Regions from separate parts of the Homo sapiens genome. Here region 1 is linked to region 2. A link is a contact called in ENCODE Hi-C or POLR2A ChIA-PET data. All regions are on one chromosome and are shown on one strand. The core of a region is the stretch at or near the end of the contact, and the rest is flanking DNA. Distances in the headings are between cores, read along the strand shown. Region 1 holds the start of METAP1 (methionyl aminopeptidase 1). Region 2 holds the start of PDLIM5 (PDZ and LIM domain 5).

Region 1 (5,612 bases), core at 1,569-4,068, 4.5 Mb after region 2:
TGGGTTCCCACTGCTAGCTTGGGCAGCCTGCTTTTATTCCCTTAACTGGCCCCACCCACATCCTGCTGATTGGTCCATTTTACAGAGAGCTGATTGGTCCATTTTGACAGGTTGCTGATTGGTGCGTGTACAAACCTTGAACTAGACACAAAAGTTCTCCAAGTTCCCACTAGATTAGCTAGACACAGAGCACTGATTGGTGCATTTACAAACCTTGAGCTAGACACATGATGCTTATTGGTGCATTTACAAACCTTGCACTAGATACAGAGTGCTGATTGGTGTATTCACAATCCCTTAGCTAGACATAAAGATTCTCCAAGTCCCCACCAGATTAGCTAGATACAGAGTGTGGATTGGTGCATCCACAAACCCTGAGCTAGACACAGGGTGCTGATTGGTGTGTTTACAAACCTTGAGCTAGATACGAGTGCTGATTGGTGTATTTACAATCCCTTAGCTAGACATAAAGGTTCTCCAAGTCCCCACTAGACTCAGGAGCCCAGCTGGCTACACCCAGTGGTTCCCGCACTGGGGCCGCAGGTGGAGCTGTCTGCCAGTCCCGAGCTGTAAGCCCACACTCCTGAGCCCTTGGGTGGTCCATGGGACCGGGTGCCCTGGAGCAGGGGGTGGCCCTCGTGGGGAGGCTTGGGCCACGTGGGCAGGAGCCCACGGTGGGGCCGGGGGAGGCTCAGGCATGGCGGGCTGCAGGTCCTGAGCCCTGCCCCGTGGGGAGGCAGGTAAGCCCCGGCAAGAAATCCAGCACAGCACTGGTGGGCCGGCACTGCTGGGGGACCCGGCGCACCCTCCGCAGCTGCTGGCCCAGGTGCTAAGCCCCTCACTGCCCGAGGCCGGCGGGGCCGGCCGGCCGCTCTGAGTGCGGGCCGCCAAGCCCACGCCCACCTGGAACTCTAGCTGGCCCGCAAGCGACGCACGCAGCCGCAGTTGCCACCCGTGCCTCTGCCACCACACCTACCACAAGCTGAGGGAACCGTCTCTGGCCTCGGCCAGCCCAGAGAAGGGCTCCCACGGTGCAGCGGCGGCTGAAGGGCTCCTCAAGCACGGCCAGAATGGGAGCTGAGGCCAGGAGGCACCGAGAGCAAGCAAGGGCTGCGAGGGCTGCCAGCATGCTGTCACCTCGCTGTCACCTCTCACTGTGAGCACCACTGCACTCCAGCCTGGTTGACAGGATGAGATGCTGTCTCAAAGAAAAACCAAACGACAAACAAAAAGTTGACATCATAGTAACTGAAGAAATCAGGTAAGTAAATTACTTTATATGGTATGGTGCAGTTTTTATTTAAAAAATATTTTATACATACATACATACTTATTGATTTTTTTCTTGTATACAAAAGTATATGTATGTATGCATGTAAACATTTCTATTACTTGATTTTATTACATCATTTTTACTGCTTATATTGCAAAACTAAGTTTTTTTTTTTTTGAGACATGGTCTTGCTCTGCCGTTTGGGCTGGAGTGCAGTGGCAGGATCATAGCTTACCATATCCTTGACTTCTCAGGTTCAACAGATCCTCCCAGCTCAGCCTCCTCAGTAGCTGGGACTACAGGCGCCTGCCACCATGCCCGGCTAATTTTTTAGTTTTTAGTTTTAGTTTTTGTAGAGACGGGGTTTTGCCATATTTCCACCCTGGTCTCGAACTCCTGGCCTCAAAGAATCCGCTGGCCTTGGTGCCCTGGATGCCCTGGCCTCTCAAAGTGCTGGGATTGATTACAGGCGTCAGCCACCGCTCCTAGCCAAAACAAAGTTCTTAAAAATAAAAGTAGTATGAGCTTTTCTGGTGTATTAAGTACGGAGAAGTTAAAAAAATACAATAACAAAGTTCACAGCCTTTTGTGATCAGTAAATGTTAGTTTTTCGCTCTTCCCTAGTGACAAGGAGGCACTCAAGCATGAGTTACAACACAACCGACCTGGAATACAGCTGAAAAGATTGAAGCAACAGGTTCGCAGGGGAAGGCCTTTACAGCTTCTTTCGACTCTGACATTTCAGGATCAGCACAATTCTCCCCTATTTACTGCTGAAGCAATCAACTGGGATTATACAAAAAAATTATTTGTATTGAATACCTGACAGTTGTGTTACTATTACTAGCACTATCGGTTTTGAAGGGGAGGTGGTGGTGTGTGGAAAAAAAAAGTCTGGCAGGAGGGAGGGCAGATGTGAATCCCAGCCCACCGTCCCGTTGACAGCTCTATGGCTCTCCTTTCTGTGAATGAGCGGTGGTCCTTAGGCCTCAGACCCGACAATGTCAGTGAGAAACAGAACTTAACCCAAGGGACTGTTCTCCAAGGAGCGGCGGGGGAATCCAACGCAGAGGAGCGCAGCGCCCTCTCTAGCCTCCTGCGGGTGTCGGGGATGATCAGGGCTCCTGGGTGTTCGTCAGTGAAGACGACTGTCTTATCTGACTGTAGGCACAGAGAGTGCGCCGCGAGAGGGCGGCTCCTCACCGTCAGGCGCCGGCAGGTCGCGTTCTCTGCTGGCCGACGCCCGAAGGCGCCGAATGGGGGGGCCCTGCCGAGCTCCCTTACAGCCCCAATGTGCGCGCCGCCGGGAGGCTTGGGCACGCAGGCACCGCCGGCGGGGGGCGGGGCGAAGCCGGCGGGGCGGGGCACCAGCTGCGCGCGCGGGGCGGGGGCGGGGCCGGGGCGGGGCGCGCTGCGTGGTCCCGGCCGGCCCTGGCTCCTCCCCCTCCCGCGCCCAGGCCAGCGGCGGGCCCAGCTCCTCCCCCGACTCGGTCTCTCTCCCCTCCCCTCCGCCCGGCAGTTCCTCCCTCCCGCCGCCGCCTCTTCCTCGGTGAGGCGCTCTTCCAGCGGGCAGGCAGCATGGCGGCCGTGGAGACGCGGGTGTGCGAGACAGACGGCTGCAGCAGTGAGGCCAAGCTCCAGTGTCCCACTTGCATCAAGCTGGGCATCCAGGGCTCGTACTTCTGCTCGCAGGTAGGCGCCCGCTGCCCCGCGGATATGCCGCCGCTGCGGGACCCCTCCTCGCTTCTCCCCTGCTGGCTCCTCCCGCCCTTGCGGCGAGTCGGGACGCGCTCCTCCTCTTCCCCCCGGCCGCGTTTCCTCCTCCCCCCACCCGCGTCGCCACCGCCCCCTCCTGCCTCCTGGGGTCCCTGGGTCCTCGGGAACCGCGCTGGGCTCACGCGGGGGCGGGGGCGCCACCCGCCGCGGCCATGTGGGCTGGGGCGGAAGCGGGCTGTGCGGGGTCGCGTGGCCGCGCTAGACCTCCGCGTTCTGGGGCCGGTTCCCCGCGCTGGGGCGGGGGCCGCCAGGTGTGCGGGCTGCCGGAGGCAGGTAGCGGCGCCGGGAAGGAGGGCAGCCCGAGCGTCGCGAGCCTCCACATCCGCAGCACCGGCGGGGCTCGGGTCTGGGCGCTGGAGGCGCCGGGCCGTCCGTCGGGTCCCTGCGGGGTGGGGGGCTGAAGCTACCTGCCGGGCTCTGAGAGATGGGTGGCCCGAGGACCGTCGGAGTCGCAGAGAGGAGGAACGCTAGCTAGCTCCAGCCCCACTTCTTTGTGCTTTACTACCGTGCTTTGACACTTAAGCAACTTTGGGGGTGGGGAAGGGAGAGGTCTGTGTAATTCATTCTTTTCTTTCGGTATATAAAATTATTAATTTACAAAACTGTAAGCTAACGGGATGAGTCACCTGTGACTGAATTTCCCAGAGTGAAAAGGACAGTTCCATTGAGGGTTAGGCGTGAATGCTGTAGTGTATTTTAAGTTTTGTGCAGTAGAGCAAACCCAGCGTTGAATGGGGTCCAGACTGAAGCGTGTGCTCGTGTTTCTGTTTACTGAAGAGTACTAGTGTTGCTGCTGCATTTCGAGACCCAGGATGAGGGCTGGGCGGCAATAGTATGGCTCTTAGTTACAGTCCAGGTTTAGTGAAGAGAGGCACATGAATATTCAAATATTAAATTGGTAGCGTCCTGTGGGGAGGAGAGCCGGAATAAAGAGAAGGCCTGATTGGGGCCCTGCCCTTGCCAGTTATTGTGCGATCTTGAATTAGTAAAGTTACTTAATCTTTCTGAGTTCCAGTGTTACACTGTACAGAGGGGATGATTATAGCTTTCTTTGTAAGTTTCACAAGCTTCTTCTGAGACCCAGATTATCCAAGGAACGTGAAATGCTGTTATAATGTAAAGTCCTTTATTTTTTAAAGGATTCTAGTACGATTTAACTCTGCCATAAATAAAAATATGAATAAGAATGAAGGCAGATATATGAACACAATACAAATAATAAAAGTGTTTTCCAACATAAAACATAAAAACGTAAAGATATAAATAAATACAATCTTTACGTCACAATATTTGTAGATAAGCGATTGCAAAAGGTCTTAGCTGTGTTATACAGTCTTGTTTTTAGATAGGATATGATCCTTGACCTTGTTAGTATAATTTGGAAAAACTTGCACGTGGAGGAGTGTTGCTTGATCTAAAAATAGCATTACCGAACAATCTAAAGGACCTGTACTAGGTTTAACATGTTGAGCATTACTCATGTTAGACCTAGTACACGTCCTTTAGATTCTTTAAAATTCCCAAATTCTATCTTGTTGTGGCCTGTGTGGGACCTGAAATTAAGAAACAGTGTTTGCTTTTGACAGTTGTACCATCTGAGTAGAATAACTTTAAAAGTAGGTGGCATTTTGAATTAATATGTATTACAATCTTCTGTTAAGATTTTAAAAAGGTAGTGTGAAACCACATTCATGAAACAGGTAGAAAGAAGGTGAATCACTGGGGTTTGTGGAAAAATGCTAGACAAATTTGTGAAAACAAAACATCTAGGGTTTATTCCGTGTGTTAGGATTGGAGGTATTTACATGTTGGATTCTGCAGGTATATTTCTGGTATCACTGTTAGACATGCACTCAAATATTCCCAGAGTGGCTGTCCCAACTGTCTCTTTTTCTTCATTTCTGTTACCACCTCCTATGGTCAGCTTTTAAAATTTCCCACCAAATCAGTTGTCATACTCTCTTAATTTATTTCTCTACTGTAATTCCTCCCCTTGCAAACAAACGCCCACAAAAAACCCTATCAAACAAAACCTTTTGTACAGAAGTTATTTTTCCCGCAGTCTGATTATGCGTATCCCTCATTGCTTTCAGGATTCCAGCCCCACATTCAGGGCCCCTCTTCTGAGCCTCTTGCTCTAGCCAAAGGCTATGTTTACATTCTTTCCTTTCCGAAGTGTCACCTGTCTTCTGAAATCACAGCTGTTCCCCCAATCCCAGCTTGAGACCTTGATCAAGTCACTGTAACTTATTCTAAGCGCTTTATACATCTGTGATGAAATATGGGCTTGGCTGGGCATGGTGGCTCACACCTGTAATCTCAGCACTTTGGGAGGCCTAGGCGGGTGGATCACCTGAGGTCAGGAGTTTGAGACCAGACTGGGCAACATGTCAAAACCCTGTCTCTACTAAAAATACAAAAATTAGCTGGGCGTGGTGGCACACGCCTGTAGTCCCAGCTACTCAGGAGGCTGAGACACAAGAATCACTTGAACCTGGGTGGTGGAGGTTGCAGTGAGCCGAGGTTGCACCACTGCACTCTATCCTGGGCAACAGAGCAAGAC
Region 2 (5,204 bases), core at 1,857-4,356:
AAGGTTATTTACAATGATCATTTCCTTTAAGATGAGGAAACAGATAAGTTGCTACCATCTGGAATGCATGGTTCTTAACTGAGCACAGTGCACATTAAACCGGAGACATAGCACTATCTCTAGGGAAGTAGTTTTTAAGCACTGCAGTTTAATAATTACCTGGAGGTGGGGAGGGAGTGTTTGTTAAAAAGATTCCAAGGGCTCACCTACAAGGATTCTGAGTCCAGAGGGGATCCAGGAAAATGCAATTTTAACAAGCTATCCGTGTCATTTTGATGCAATCGGTCCTTTTTAGGACACTTGGATAAATATCAGTCTATGCAAGACAACTTAATTTGGTTAATTTACTCTGTAGCCCAGGATTTAAACTGCAGTAGTAGGAGGAGGTTCAGAGACAGGCTAGCAATTATGGGGTAAAGTGGAATTTGCATAAGTAAGCAACAGTCTGCCCATTCTCAACTCTTCCTCATCACCTCAAGAAGCTTATCCTCTAGTGATAACTCCATAGGCTATCTGCAGTTGATGTCTTTAAATTAATCTTTGTTGATCCAGGATCAATTTAACTGTATCAACAGCAAACAGATGAGAAGGGGCAGAGTTGGGACTCCTAGAGGTTAACTCGAGCCATGGCCCTGTGGAACTGGCAGAAGCTGTAATTGCTTGCGACCTATTATCTATAAATGAGGATGACATTCATTTTATAAAGTTCTTGTAAGGACTACCACACTGCATAGCACATGGTAGGTATTTGCTAATGGTAGCTATTGTTATTTTTTTTTTATTTTTGGGTGAGATGTCAAACATGATAACATATATTAGACTCTCTAAACCAGCTTTCACACTAGGAAACACTTTCCCCCAAAGCCATCTTTTGAAAAATGTGGTGAAAGCTATGGACTGGTGCTGTCCAATGAAAATATAATGTGAAGCACATATGTAATTTTATTTATTTATTTTTTTAGAAACAGGGTCTTCCTTTGTCACCCAGGCTGGAGTGCAAAGACAAGATCATAGTTCACTGCAGCCTCGAACTTCTGGGCTCAGCAATACAAATAGCTGGGACCTGGGACTACAGGCACACTACACGACGCCCAGCTAATTTTTTGGATTTTTTTAGAGATGGGTCTTGCTATGTTGCCTAGGTTAACCTCAAACTCCTGCCCTCAAGCCATCTTCTCACCTCAGCCTCCCAAGTGCTAGGATTATAGGTGTCAGCCACTGCACCCTGCTCACGTAAGTAATTTTAAATTATCTAGTGGCCACATTTTTTTTAAAAAGTGAAATTAATTTTAATCAAATATTATTATTATTACTCTTTTTTTTTTGGTGCGGAGTCTTGCTCTGTCGCCCAGGCTGGAGGGCAGTGGCATGGTCTCGGCTCACTGCAACCTCTACCTCCCGGGTTCAAGTGATTCTCCTGCCTCAGCCTCCCAAGTAGCTGGGATAACAGGCATGCGCCACCACACCCGGCTAATTTTTGTATTTTTAGTAGAGACGGGGTTTCGCCATGTTGGCCAGGCTGATCTTGAACTACTGACCTCAGGTGACCCACCCGCTTCAGCCTCCCAAAGTGCTGGGATTATAGGCGTGAGCCGTCGCGCCCGGCCATAATCATGTATCATTTAACAAAACATAAAATATGATGATTTCAGCATATAATCAATATAAAAATTATTGAGGCATTTTACATTATTTTTTCATACCAAGTCGTCGAAATCCAGTGTGCATTTTACACTTCCAACGCATTTCAATTTGGGCATTATATTTTCAACTTTAGTCCTTAAATGTAGTGCTTAAAAGAAATGTTAACGACCTGGCGCGGTGGCTCATGCCCGTAATCCCAGCACTTTGCGGGGCCGAGGCGGGTTGGTCACCTGAGGTCAGGAGTTCGAGATCAGGCTGGCCAACATGGTGAAACCCCATCTCTACTAAAAATACAAAAAATTAGCCGGGCGTGGTGGCGCACGCCTGTAATCCCAGCTACTCAGGAGGCTGAGGCAGGGGAATCGCTTGAACCCGGGAGGTGGAGGTTGCAGTGAGCCGAGATTGCACCACTGATCCCAGCCTGGGAGACAGAGCAAGAATCCGTCTCAAAGAAAAAAAAAGTAAAGAAATGTTATCCTGCTTCAGTTTTAAATGTTAAATTATTTAAAATTACGTAAAACAAAAAATTCATGGTCTCAGTTACAGTAGCCACATTTCAACTGTTCGATAGCCACATGTGGCCAGTGGCTACCGTTAGGGAAAGAGCAGCTTTGGATCTTCGCCTTTGGAATTTTGCTTGCACTTCTGGGGGCCGGGGAGCTCACGGACCTCATGAAGTTCATCCTTGCTTTATATGCTCCTTGGTTAAGAATTGTCCTTTTCACGTTTTATAAGCCAATTCACAGTGTAACAGTCTAGTTACTTTCCGTATGTTCAGTGAACATTATTCACGTTTTCTTATGAATAAATTCCTCGGGCGTATCAAGCAACCCTATAGAAGGCTGGAAAGTGGACTATTGATTTGGATTTAGAAAAATAAACTGAAGATACAGTGGTTGAATCACTTTTGGCCGCTTTTATGTATCACTGTCTTCTGGTGTGATGGACAGGGTTAACTTCTGTTAGGGTTACTGGTTTTCACCTTCCTGACAGGTAAACTTCTGGGTCTGCACTTTTCAGAGCATGTAAAGCTCTTTCAAAAAAAAAAACGCAGGCAGTAACCGCTGAACTTGCATAGATAGAGATTTATCCAAAGTACCCTTCTATTTTTAGGCAGAGCAACTGCTTGCCAATTTAAATTTCTGGAGAGAAAAATGCACCCACTACAAAACGGACGAGCGGAGGGTTAGACCTTTGCCAGGTAGCGCTCAAAATCCGCTAAGACTACTCCCACCGAAACTCGGTAGCGCAGTTGTCTTTCCGCAGCTGCTTCAGCCAGCCCCAGCAAGCCCGAGCGCCCGGCGCCGCCGCCACCTTCCCCGCCCCTGCGCGGCGCGGCTGGGACTGGCCCAGAGGCGTGGCCGGGAGCGGAGGGGCGTGTCCTGGGTCGGGGGTGGGGCGAGGGAGAGCCAGGAGGCGGAAGTTCCCGCGGGCGGTGGGGACGGCGCCCTCACCGCGAGTCACTTGTCAGCCCTTGTCTGAGGCGGAGGCAGCCCCGCGCCGCGCCGGACCCGAGGTGAGTGGCGGCCGGCCGGCGATGCGCCTCTCGGATCTCCGGTGGGAGAAGGGAAAGAACCGGCCGCTGTGCGCCGAACGCGAGAAGGGAAGCCCGGTTGGGGACGAGGAGGGGGCGCTCCTCGGGCAGGGATGGCTCCTCAGGTGCTTTCTGGGCGCGGAGCGGCGGAGGTGGGAGAGCAGCTTGGGAAAAGGAGCGCCCGGAAAAGGGCAGCGCTGGAGTCCGCATGAGGCCAGAGGGCGAGCCCTGGGGTCCCCGCAGCCCGGGCCGACCGGGACCAGCGTAGCGGAGACGGGGACGCGGGAGGGCGCCCGGAGGTGGCGAGGGCCGGCAGGGACGGGCACTGCCGCTCCCACCCACCCGGCTGCCGGCGTCGCCCGGCACCACCGTGGTGTGGTGTCTGAGTGCCCAGTCCTGCGCCAGTCTCTTGGAGGGTAGGAAGCGGGACTCAAAGGAAAAGGCGCGTTAGTTTTTCTTTGCTCCCAGGCTACTGAGAAGCATTTATTTCTCCCCCAGATATTTACAGTTTTGTGTAACCTGTTTGGGGAAAACTTCTGCGCGTCCAGAAATAAAGCTCGTTTAAGAAACACATTTGTCATGAACACGAGATTTGTTAACACTTGAGTACTTGTTGGGGCTTTTGTAAGACTGTGCCTTCGGTGCGTTTTACAATAAGTGGAAAAAGGAAGGGCGTGTGGACAGGGCAGAGCTTGGAAGGAAAATTCGTGGCGGCGCTGGGCAGGGCAGATTTAGGGTGTGATCGCCAGATCCTATCCCAAGTCCGCCTTCCTGACGGGGAGGACGTCTGAACCCGCCTGCCACGGAAACGGCCCGTTCGGTAGCCTTATTTGGCCAACAAGGCTAGGCGCGAATCCCTCCTGGAAAACTGTCCTGTCGGCTGCTTTCATCCTGTGCCTGTGGCTTTAGTTCTTCAGCTCTACCTACATTCTCTCTCCATTGCGGGGAAAGAGAATCTCAAGATATTTCTCTTTAATTTCAGGCCTTTTTTTTTGTCACTCTGTGTAGTTCATCTTGAGTTCTCCTTTCTCCCCTCTCACCCACTAATGAAGCTGAGATACAAGTGTGGGAAATACCAAGCTTCCTTCCCTAGTACTAGAGCAAAGACATTGTTTAGACTTTCCCTAAAAGAAAATCCATAACTCTACAGAAATTCCAACCTTTTCGACGTGTTTGAAAGAGTATGCTGCTATTTCCTGCCTGCTTGGTATTTGAGGAAGGGCTTGGGCACTAATAACCAGATGGAGGAGTCTTGGAAAGGCCAATAAAAATATTGCCATTGCTTGGGGCAGAGACTGTTTTAAGGCAGATGAATTCCAAATGAAGCTAGCAGAAGAAGCATCTAGAAATGAACGGACAGTGACTAGAAATGAAATGACACTGGTTTTGTAGTGTGGCTGTGACCTTGCCAGTGCTAGGAATTTTAATAACAAATGAGAGAAGTTAGGAAGGGAATCCCCAAGTAAAGGGAAGTTGCAAGTACATGGGTTGATAATCTAAATGAAATACATTTTCTTGTAGGGAAGAATGGGGCCAGAGGAAGTTGAGCCCAACTTTCATATTATTCCCCAGACACAAGTTAAAGATTAATAAAGGAGGGCAGGCTGCCTGTGAAATATCAGTTGGCTTTACACGATTCTGATTTGTATCGTGTCAATATCAGGACAGTCCTTCTATTAGTTTTCTGAAAATCTCCTCCTTTTATAGCGGGAAAGCAATTGAATTATGTGTGGCTCGTTATTAGCTTCCCACTAGTAGTTTTTCACCTATATATACAGTTTGACTTCCGGCTTGGCCTTTGGATCTTTTTTAGTGCTCTGTGCCTATTACTTCATTACTGAAGTAATGTGTTATTGCCTTGTAGTTCAGTATACTACCACGCCAGTAGAAAAGCTGTTTCGGTTTCTGATACAATTTTCTGTAATTTTTATTTTCCCTGATATAATTTTTCTTTAAAAACCAGGCTTATTTGAATGTTTTGCCCCATTTTCCCTTTATGAGAAGAAGGAATGTTTGCTTTAAATAT

The links. A loop is a pair of places that touch in the nucleus more often than their neighbours do. ChIA-PET counts read pairs that join two places held with the same protein, here RNA polymerase II (POLR2A). Pooled maps may share reads with other maps.
Region 1: a map of B cell shows a loop between it and region 2 (17-fold over the local background). The contact joins the promoter of METAP1 here to the promoter of PDLIM5 in region 2. A Hi-C loop is called at or near these places in 2 of 168 maps with a recorded cell type or tissue (B cell and naive thymus-derived CD4-positive, alpha-beta T cell) and 8 of 50 pooled maps. POLR2A ChIA-PET finds 5 or more read pairs at or near these places in 1 of 52 experiments (CD4-positive, alpha-beta memory T cell).

What each region holds. Positions count from the first base shown.
Region 1 is chr4:98,992,903-98,998,514 of GRCh38, forward strand. It overlaps METAP1 (methionyl aminopeptidase 1), which reads left to right and starts at 2,819. Exons shown (of 11, transcript NM_015143.3): 1 at 2,819-2,965. The coding sequence starts at 2,852. It overlaps MIR3684 (microRNA 3684), which reads left to right and starts at 4,485; the gene lies at 4,485-4,558. RefSeq lists enhancers at 2,261-2,310, 3,232-4,014 and silencers at 2,551-2,870, 3,031-3,490.
Region 2 is chr4:94,448,836-94,454,039 of GRCh38, forward strand. It overlaps PDLIM5 (PDZ and LIM domain 5), which reads left to right and starts at 3,107. Exons shown (of 13, transcript NM_006457.5): 1 at 3,107-3,160. RefSeq lists silencers at 2,757-3,176, 3,347-3,606.